2 separate regions of the Homo sapiens genome follow, and region 1 is linked to region 2. Evidence: chromatin contacts called from ENCODE Hi-C or POLR2A ChIA-PET data. All regions are on one chromosome and are shown on one strand. The core of a region is the stretch at or near the end of the contact, and the rest is flanking DNA. Distances in the headings are between cores, read along the strand shown.

Region 1 (4,279 bases), core at 1,217-3,716, 35 kb after region 2:
TTTGTACATGTTACGCCGGAGGCTGAGGAGGGAGGATGGCTTGAGCCCAGGCGGCAGAGGTTGCAGTAAGCCAAGATAGTGCCACTGCACTCCAGCCTGGGCAGCAGAACGAGACCCTGTCTCAAAAAAACAAAAACAAACAAAAAACAGATGTGTGGTACTTGACTGTAGGATGCCAGGGTGGAGAATGTAGATGATGCCCCAGTGTTAGCCCTGGGTCCATGAGTGTTGCTGTGTTTACAGAAGACTAGGGGTTAAAGAGAATATGTCTAGCCTTGAAATGTTGGGTTTTGAGGCAGCTGTGGAATTTTTCAGGTGGAAATGTCTAGTAGGCAGTTGGATCTTGGGGCAAGGATCAGTAAACTATGGCTGCACAGACCAACTCCTGGCCTCCACTTGTTTTTGCAAATAAAGTTTTATTGGAACCCAGCCAAATTAATTGGCCTACATATTGTCTCTAGCTACTTCCACACAATAAGGACAGAGTTGAATAGGTGCGACAGAGACTAGGTGGCCCACAAAGCCTAAAATATTTTCTCTCCAGCCCTTTACAGGAAGTTTGTCGACTCCTTTCCCAGAGGGTTCTAGAGAGGTCTGGAATGGAGAAGCCATGTGGAATTCATCCAGGCCTGAGGGGGCTGCTGAGCCTGTCCTGGGAGGATGTAGAGTGAGAAGAGACAAGGGCAAGGTCAGAGCCCTAAAAGAGACACTTCTTCACAGGCTCTTATTGCACCTCAGGTAGCTCCCTGAGCCAGTCACAGTCATTTTTTTCCTGGTAACTTTTGCTGCAGTTATTTGATTTTTTTTTTACCTTGGCATTTGCAAATTGATTAAGCCAAGAAACTTGTACTAGTTCAGTGAACCACCTTGTATCTAATTTATAAACCTAAATTAACAGATTCTGCACAGTAACAAATAGCTATTACCTTTAAATGAAAGCTGCAAGGAACATTATAGTTTGGGCCTAACAATAGAGAAGAATCTCATCTTCCCATGAAATAGAAAGGAAAAATTTAATTTCCTTGTAAATTTGTTTAGCTTGACTCTTATGGCTGGCAGGGCTGTGCAGAGGTGCTTATAGCTCCTGGAAGCTCCAGTTTCCTTAATACAAGCCCCAGAGTAGTGCACACCGCAAGCTGACTTGTTCTCCACTCTTTGTCCAGTTGGGAGGCAGCCCCTCCCCTCAGACACAGGGCAGAGGCTAAGACGGGAACTGAGGGAGAAACGGGATGCTTCTGTAGGACATGGTTTCGTGCATAAACATGCAACTATGTGTGTGAAATTTGCACATTTAAAAGCCATTGTCTACCATAAACTCTTATGTACTTCTTGGGAGTTTTGTAAAGGTCTTCCTGCATGAAACATTTTGATGGAATCATCACAAAAAGAAAAAGATTCAAGCATCAGTTCTCAGCACGTCTTTGTTAACAAAAATAACACAGATCGCTTTAAGTACTAGGCTCCAAGCGAGTTGAGGTTGAGTGATTTCTACATGTTGAGGGGAGGAGGAGGAGAAAAAAGTTGTGGGTGCAAATCAGCTCAGCACCTTCATTATTGGTGCAGAAAGTCAACTATCACCTTATTTTTATACTAGCACCAAAGTGTGCTTTGTATTCTCTGGAGCCAGGCATGGTGCATGGTGCTTTCCCAGATGTCCTTTAATTTAACATCCTGTGGACACTGTTCAGATACAATGCAGCTGCCAAAATTGTTGATTTATATTTGATATAAGGTCAAAGGGTCCAGGAGCTCTTTTGATAAAAGATAACACTAGGTTAGCATGAGATTTCGCTGTCAGATTAGCACTCCCGAGTTGGCCTCCATTTCCACAAAGCTACTTTATTTCCAGCATTTCTCTTCACTCCCATGGGTGCCTGAGGCTGTCTGTTCACAATATTGCAGTGTTGGGATTTTCTTACAGGGCCGTGGCTCATCTGGGCATTTGTTTACTCTGGAACCGAGTGGCACCAAGCCCTTCGTCACATCTAGCTTTTTCACAGTGAACGAGCCAGTGTTGTCGTGACCAGTGCCTTTGTGCCCCTTCCCCTCCCCGACCTCACTGGCCCTGGCTTTTGGTTATTTCTGCATTTTCGTGACTCTTTACTAGAGAAAAATATGTGTAAAGTGGGGAATTGATGAGTAGGTTGCTGGTCATCAATATTCAGTGAGGAACTCTGCTCAGCACTTACATCAGCTCACTGAATCCTTCCAGTCTCCCTGAGGAGTGTGTCCAATAGATTTCTCTATTAAAGAGGAAGCAACAGAGGTTTAGAGAAGTGAAAGCATTTCCCCAGGGTCAAAACCAGAAAGTGGCAGAACTAGATTAGAACCACATGTCGTCTGCCAGACCAGAGCAGAGCTCTTAACCACCATGCCGAGTGACAACATGAACTTGAGACACAGGAGAATTGGGTCCCAGAGCCACCAAACTGTGGCTTCTAATTTTTGCAGTCTCTGTCTCAAGGGAAGATATCCATTTGTCACCCCCTCGCCCCCTGCAGGGGGGTGCTAATCAGGTTGACAGAGCCCTGCAGGTCTGAATAACAAGGGCATCCTTGCAAAGGTTTGCCAGGGTGGCTTTTTGATGGCCTCCCCACAGATTTGTGATCACACATTTTCTGCAACTTTATTATAAAAAATTCTCTTTATGGAAAGAGAGAAACCCGAGTAAATATGAAAGAAACATCAAAACCAACAGAGCAATTTCTAGGATATGGCATCATTCCTCACTCACATCTAACAGCTAGTTGGATCCCAGATGCTAATTGGAATAGTAGTAATATTAATGACTGTTCCCAAATCTTGTTATCAAACTGTCTCGTCACCCACACTAGATGCCTATTTCCCTGGGGTTCTGTCCTTGCATGCTTTCTTTCTCTTTGTCCTGGCACTCCTTCCAGGATGAGGGAACATCTTTTTCTGTCAGGTGGTGGCCACCTGGTCCATTCTTTCCAGTCTTCTCACATGTTCTTTCTTCCTTTCACCTCATATCCTGTTTGCAAAGGTGAATCTGCTGCAGGCATAGAGACCACATGGGTCCCATCTCGATTTATTCTCAGGCACCAGAATCTGAATCACTTAAAATGAGGTCCAATACTAGGAGCAATTGGTAAATTTCTCCCTCATGGGACATTCTAAAGTGGCTTCTTTTAAAACTTCCTTGAGAATGAGATCGCTTTAAAACCTCACTATTTATTTTACAAAACGGTCTAGGGAAGATGCTTACAGATTGTTAGCAGTTCTGGTTGCAAAGCTTCATTACAGAAAATAGTTGAAAATTTTTTCAGAAATTAAGATTCTGGGTTATCTGTGCATTTCATTTATACATGCTTTTCTAATATTGTCCCTCTTGTGCAGACAACCCAAGATCTTATTGCAGGTGAGTAGAGAATAGATTTGTTTCAGCCACCATGCTAAGAGCTTGCTGTGCTCAGCAGTCTATAGAGTGAAAATGGAGACTCACATGGAACGCACATGCCAGGGACCGGGCACTAATAGGTAAGCTGATCTATTCCTCACAGCCATCCTCTGAAGGAGGATATACCTCTATGATCCTCGTTTTATAGATGAGGAAGCCAGGCACAGAGCAGGTGACCCACTTGCCCAAGGTCACCCAGCTCATGAGTAGTAGAGCTGGGATTTGAACTCCAGCAATCTAATTTCAGGGACAGTGCTTGAACCGTCTTTTCTTTTCTTTCTTTCTTTCTTTCTTTTTTTTTTTTTTTTTGAGATGGAATTTCGCTCTTCTTGCCCAGGCTGGAGTGCAATGGCACAATCTCGGCTCACCACAACCTCCACCTCCCGCGTTCAAGTAATTCTCCTGCCTCAGCCTCCGGAGTAGCTGGGATTACAGGCATGCACCACCATGCCAAGCTAATTTCATATTTTTAGTAGAGACGGGGTTTCTCCATGTTGGTCAGGCTGGTCTCGACCTCCTGACCTCATGTGATCTGCCCGCCTCAGCCTCCCAAAGTGCTGGGATACAGGCGTGAGCCACCGCGCCCAGCCAAACCCACTTTTCTATACCTTCTGACAGACAAGGAAGGTTTAACACCTCCTTTGCAGATCTTATGGATTAGTCAGAGAGACATTTGCCAATCTAATTTAAGGCATACTGTGTTAAATACCATAATAGAAACATAAAATAGAGTGCTCTTAGCCCTTGGATATTTTCATGTGTTGTTAAAAGCCATTTTGGATCTGCTTCCCATCCCAGAGAATTATCAACCCCTCAGATAATTGAGGAAAATGAAGTAATATGAGGTAAAGGGCTATTCAA
Region 2 (3,972 bases), core at 215-2,714:
CCTAGCTAATTTTTGTATTTTTACTTATTTTATTTTTATTTTTTGAGACGGAGTCTGGCTCTGTCCCAGGCTGAAGTGCAGTGGTGCGATCTCCCCTCACTACAACCTCCACCTTCTGGGTTCAAGCGATTCTCCTGCCTCAGCCTCCCAAGTAGCTGGGATTACAGGTGTGCACCACCATGCTTGGATAATTTTTGTTTTTTAGTAGAGATGGGGTTTCACCACGTTGGCCAGGCTGGTCTCAAACTCCTAACCTCAGGTGATCTGCCTGCCTCGACCTCCCAAAGTGCTGGGATTACAGGCATGAGCCACCACATTTGGCCTAGGCAAGCTCTTTAAAAGAGGCTCCAGGTTTTCCCTAAAGAAAGATAATTGAAGCTCCAGATTCTTCTGCTGACCCTGAAGAACCAAACAGCCTGTTGTGAACAGCCTATGGGAAGGGGCCACGTGGCCAGAACCTGAGAATAGGCTTAAGGTTGCTCAGAGTGGTCCCTGGCCAACAACTAGCAAGGAAATGGGGACCTCAGTCATCAGTCTCAGCGAAGTGAATTCTGCTAACAACCACATGAGTTGAGAGGAGAATCCTGAGCTCAAGAAAGGAACACGGTCTAGCTGACTCCATGATTTCAACCTGGGAAACCTGGAGCAGAGGACCCAGCCAAGCCACACCTGGACTTCTGACCCACAGCAACTGTGAGCTAGTGAGTGGGTGTCGTTTTAAGCTGCTAAGTTTGTGTTAATTTGTTCTGTAGCAATAACAGATGAATGCACAAGGATCTGAACCTCGTGATTCTGGCTGCAGAGCTCACATGCATCCTCCCTTCTCCAGGCAGCCTCTTCAGAGACGTCATCTCAAAAATCACTAAATCCTGGAACTTCAGGGTTGAATGGGGAACTTTGATCTAGCCCAGTTGTTTAATCAAACTTTTCCTTTGCAGCAGATGGCCACTGTGCAAGCAGACTGGGGGAGCTGCTCTACTTGCTGTGGGGTGTGTGAGCCGCTTCTGTTCTTTGCACTCCTCTCCTTGAGGAATCTCTGGGGAACACAGTTTGAGAACCACTGATCTGATCCAACAACTCATCTTTACATTTCCCTCTACAACATCCTGACACCTTGTTCCTTTGGAAAGTCTTCTGTGGCATTGAAATCTGGCTCACCGTAATTCCCACTATTGGTCCAGGTCCAGTCATAGGTGATACACAGAGCAAATGGAACTCTTTTTCCATAGGAGAATGCATCACTCATTAAAGACAGTTCTCACGTTTCATGGAAGCCTTCTATTTTCCAGACAAAACATCTCCATGACCACAAAGGAGCTGCCAGTCCCTTCTCTCCTAGTGTTTGCCTGTGTTTCTCTTAGAGTCAGGTCAGGAACTAAGCACAAAATTTTTGGTGTGGTCTGCTTCACATAAAATACGGCAAGCCTAGCATAAGCCACAGTCTAAATATTCTGTTTCCATGAATGCAGCGTTAGACCACATTTGCTTTTTCGCAACCACAATGCAGTGCTGACTCATACCACACGCAGAGTCAATCAAAATTCCCTTTTCACATATGTGGTTGCTAGGGTATGTCTTCACCAACATGTACTTAGGTGTGTTTATTTTAACCTGAATACAGGCTTCACATTCATCACCATTGTGTCTCATCAGGGATCTGGTGCATATCTTGGATGATCCTGATTATGTCATCCAACAATATTGCTCTTCTCCCTAGCATCACCTCAACTCTCAATTGGACAAATATGCCATAAATATCCTCATCGGAGTTATTGACAGAATTTTGGAACCAGACAGGGCTGAGGTCAGAGCCCTCTAGCACCATATTGATGACTATTCCCAGTGTTTGGGTCCTTCAAAAACTTACAAATCCAACTAATTGTATCATCTAATGGCAGTGATCCAACTCATAAAGGTACCACCAGAAACATAATGAACTATTTCCTGGCCGCCAAGTACAGGCATTAAGTCCATTTCTCTGCCTTCCCAAGCCAGGAGGTCACTAGAGCTCCTCCTGCATGCCCACAAACATGTAGGAGCCTCTTTTCGAGGATGTGCCTCATACCCACCCTTTTATAGTTTGCTCCTCCTTAGATAAACACCATTCCCCCCCGCCCCCCATGATTCCATTCTCTCTCATCTTTTTTTTTTTTCCCCTTACTCAGATTCCCTTGGGAAAAGGTAAAGACTACTTAGAGGATACCAGTGAACCTTGGAGTACCTAAATGACTGTGGCAGGCCTCATCTTTATTTCAGAGGAGGAATCTTTTTGGGGTATCTTATCATAAGAAATAGGGTAGGGCTCCAGTGTAAAAGTCAGGACAAGTTGCATAGGTGGGAGGGGTGCAGGGAAAGGTGGGGTCTGCATGTGGGGATGGGGTGGGGAGGGAGATGAAGGGACAAGGCTGTGTTTACCTCTGAGGTTTCCGTGGGGCAGGGGCGAAGCCAGCGTCTTCTGCAGCCTTACCCTTTCTTCCTCTCATTTCACCATTTCTCTACCAGCCACACCTTATATTAAAACAGAGGGTAAGGGGAAAAATAAGACTTGCTTTGTAAAGTGGGGTCATTGTTCTTGACAGCACTGCTCCATGTGGCATCTTGGGATGGATGAGTTCCCAGATCCACCCTAAAGTGGAGATGCTGTGATTCCACAATTCCTTTAGAGAGACCATAAAGCCCATATGAGTGGGCTTGGTGGAGATAGTCTGCGATTATAAATATATCACAAGCCTGTCTTGGTTTATTTTTTCATATACCTTTCTCCTTTATTCACATTCATTTATATAAACGTGAAAGTTGCCATGGGTCTTATAGGATACCTATGCTACCTGAAGACCAAGAGCTTCTGTTTGATCATTGAAAAAGAAGTGTTTTAGTTGTGGTTAAATTTGACAGTGCAGCATTCACCTAGTATTCATTTACCATCTCTAATAACTATCTCCCTTCCCCTGGGGATGGGGACCCTTTTCTTCTCCTGTATTTTTAGTCCATTTGTTTCTGGTGGAGTCCCCTCTATGCTCTACTTTATACGGGTATGCAGCTTAGGTCTGGCCAATCAGAACCTTATATTCTCCCTTGTTTGATTCAAGGCACCAAGAGGGCAGAGAGACTTTTGCTGAGTCTCCTGGCAAAAATACGCTTGGTCTTCTTCACTGAACTTTTCAGGTTTTGAGGCTCAAGCCATCTGAGCCACCTTGCCCCCAGGAAGTGGGGATCTGAAAGAGGATGGCACTAACACAGAGAAAGTGGAGATGGGAGATGGAGGCAAACTGAACTCTGGGGGCATGAGGGGGAAGTGACTACATTCTAGACTCAGCCAGATTTCTTGGGTTTGAATTGTTCTGCCACTTACAAATGTGGTCACTCTATCCAGATTGGTCTCTGTGCCTCAGTTTACTCATTTGTGAAGTGGGAATTGTTATGATACCTACTCATGGAGTCTTAGTGAGGGTCAGGTGAGTCATGTGAAATGCTGAGAACAGCACCCAGCATTTGGTATGTACTATACAAGTGTTAGTCATCATTTGAGCCCTATGCCAAGACATGACTAAAATGAGACCCACCCCTTGATTTTTTTCAGCTCAAAGAACAATAAATTTTCTTTTGCTGATAGTCCGTTTGGGTTGTGTTTGTTGTCACTTAACCCAAAGAGTCCTAACTAGTAGACTCAGTGAAATCAAATTCATATTCAGGTTTAAATTTTGTCTTCCTTAATGACCCTAAGATAGAAATAATCCAAACTTAGATATTCCTTTCTTGATTATTGTCCAGCAATGAGCAAGGTCTTGGAACTGGCTAATTTCCTTCTTCTTCCTATCTTCTTGCTTGCATTTGTTTGCAATTTGGTCTTCAGCATGTCTTTAAAAAATACTGCATGTCACAATTATTTAAGGAACCTCAGAACACTGCAATTAGATTTTCATAACAAGCATATACTTTATGTCCTTTATTTCCAATTCATGCAGTATTTAA

The links. Hi-C counts contacts between places; a loop is a spot of excess contacts on that map. ChIA-PET counts read pairs that join two places held with the same protein, here RNA polymerase II (POLR2A). Pooled maps may share reads with other maps.
Region 1: a map of dorsolateral prefrontal cortex shows a loop between it and region 2 (2.9-fold over the local background). The contact joins two enhancer-like sites. A Hi-C loop is called at or near these places in 10 of 168 maps with a recorded cell type or tissue (CD14-positive monocyte, CD8-positive, alpha-beta T cell, IMR-90 and 5 more), 1 of 37 single-sample maps with no recorded cell type and 11 of 50 pooled maps. POLR2A ChIA-PET finds 5 or more read pairs at or near these places in 9 of 52 experiments (A549, CD8-positive, alpha-beta T cell, HEK293 and 6 more).

The regions. Positions count from the first base shown.
Region 1 is chr7:29,317,861-29,322,139 of GRCh38, forward strand. All of the region lies in intron 1 of CHN2 (chimerin 2), which reads left to right. Among named protein-coding and RNA genes, the nearest start is that of CHN2-AS1, 110 kb to the left of the region's middle. Within about 2 kb of position 2,467, at least 4 of the 41 ENCODE cell types and tissues checked have a DNase peak (open chromatin) inside an H3K27ac peak, as active enhancers do; they include CD14-positive monocyte, where a contact is called at or near this core.
Region 2 is chr7:29,284,072-29,288,043 of GRCh38, forward strand. All of the region lies in intron 1 of CHN2 (chimerin 2), which reads left to right. Among named protein-coding and RNA genes, the nearest start is that of CHN2-AS1, 77 kb to the left of the region's middle. Within about 2 kb of position 1,465, at least 4 of the 41 ENCODE cell types and tissues checked have a DNase peak (open chromatin) inside an H3K27ac peak, as active enhancers do; they include CD14-positive monocyte, where a contact is called at or near this core.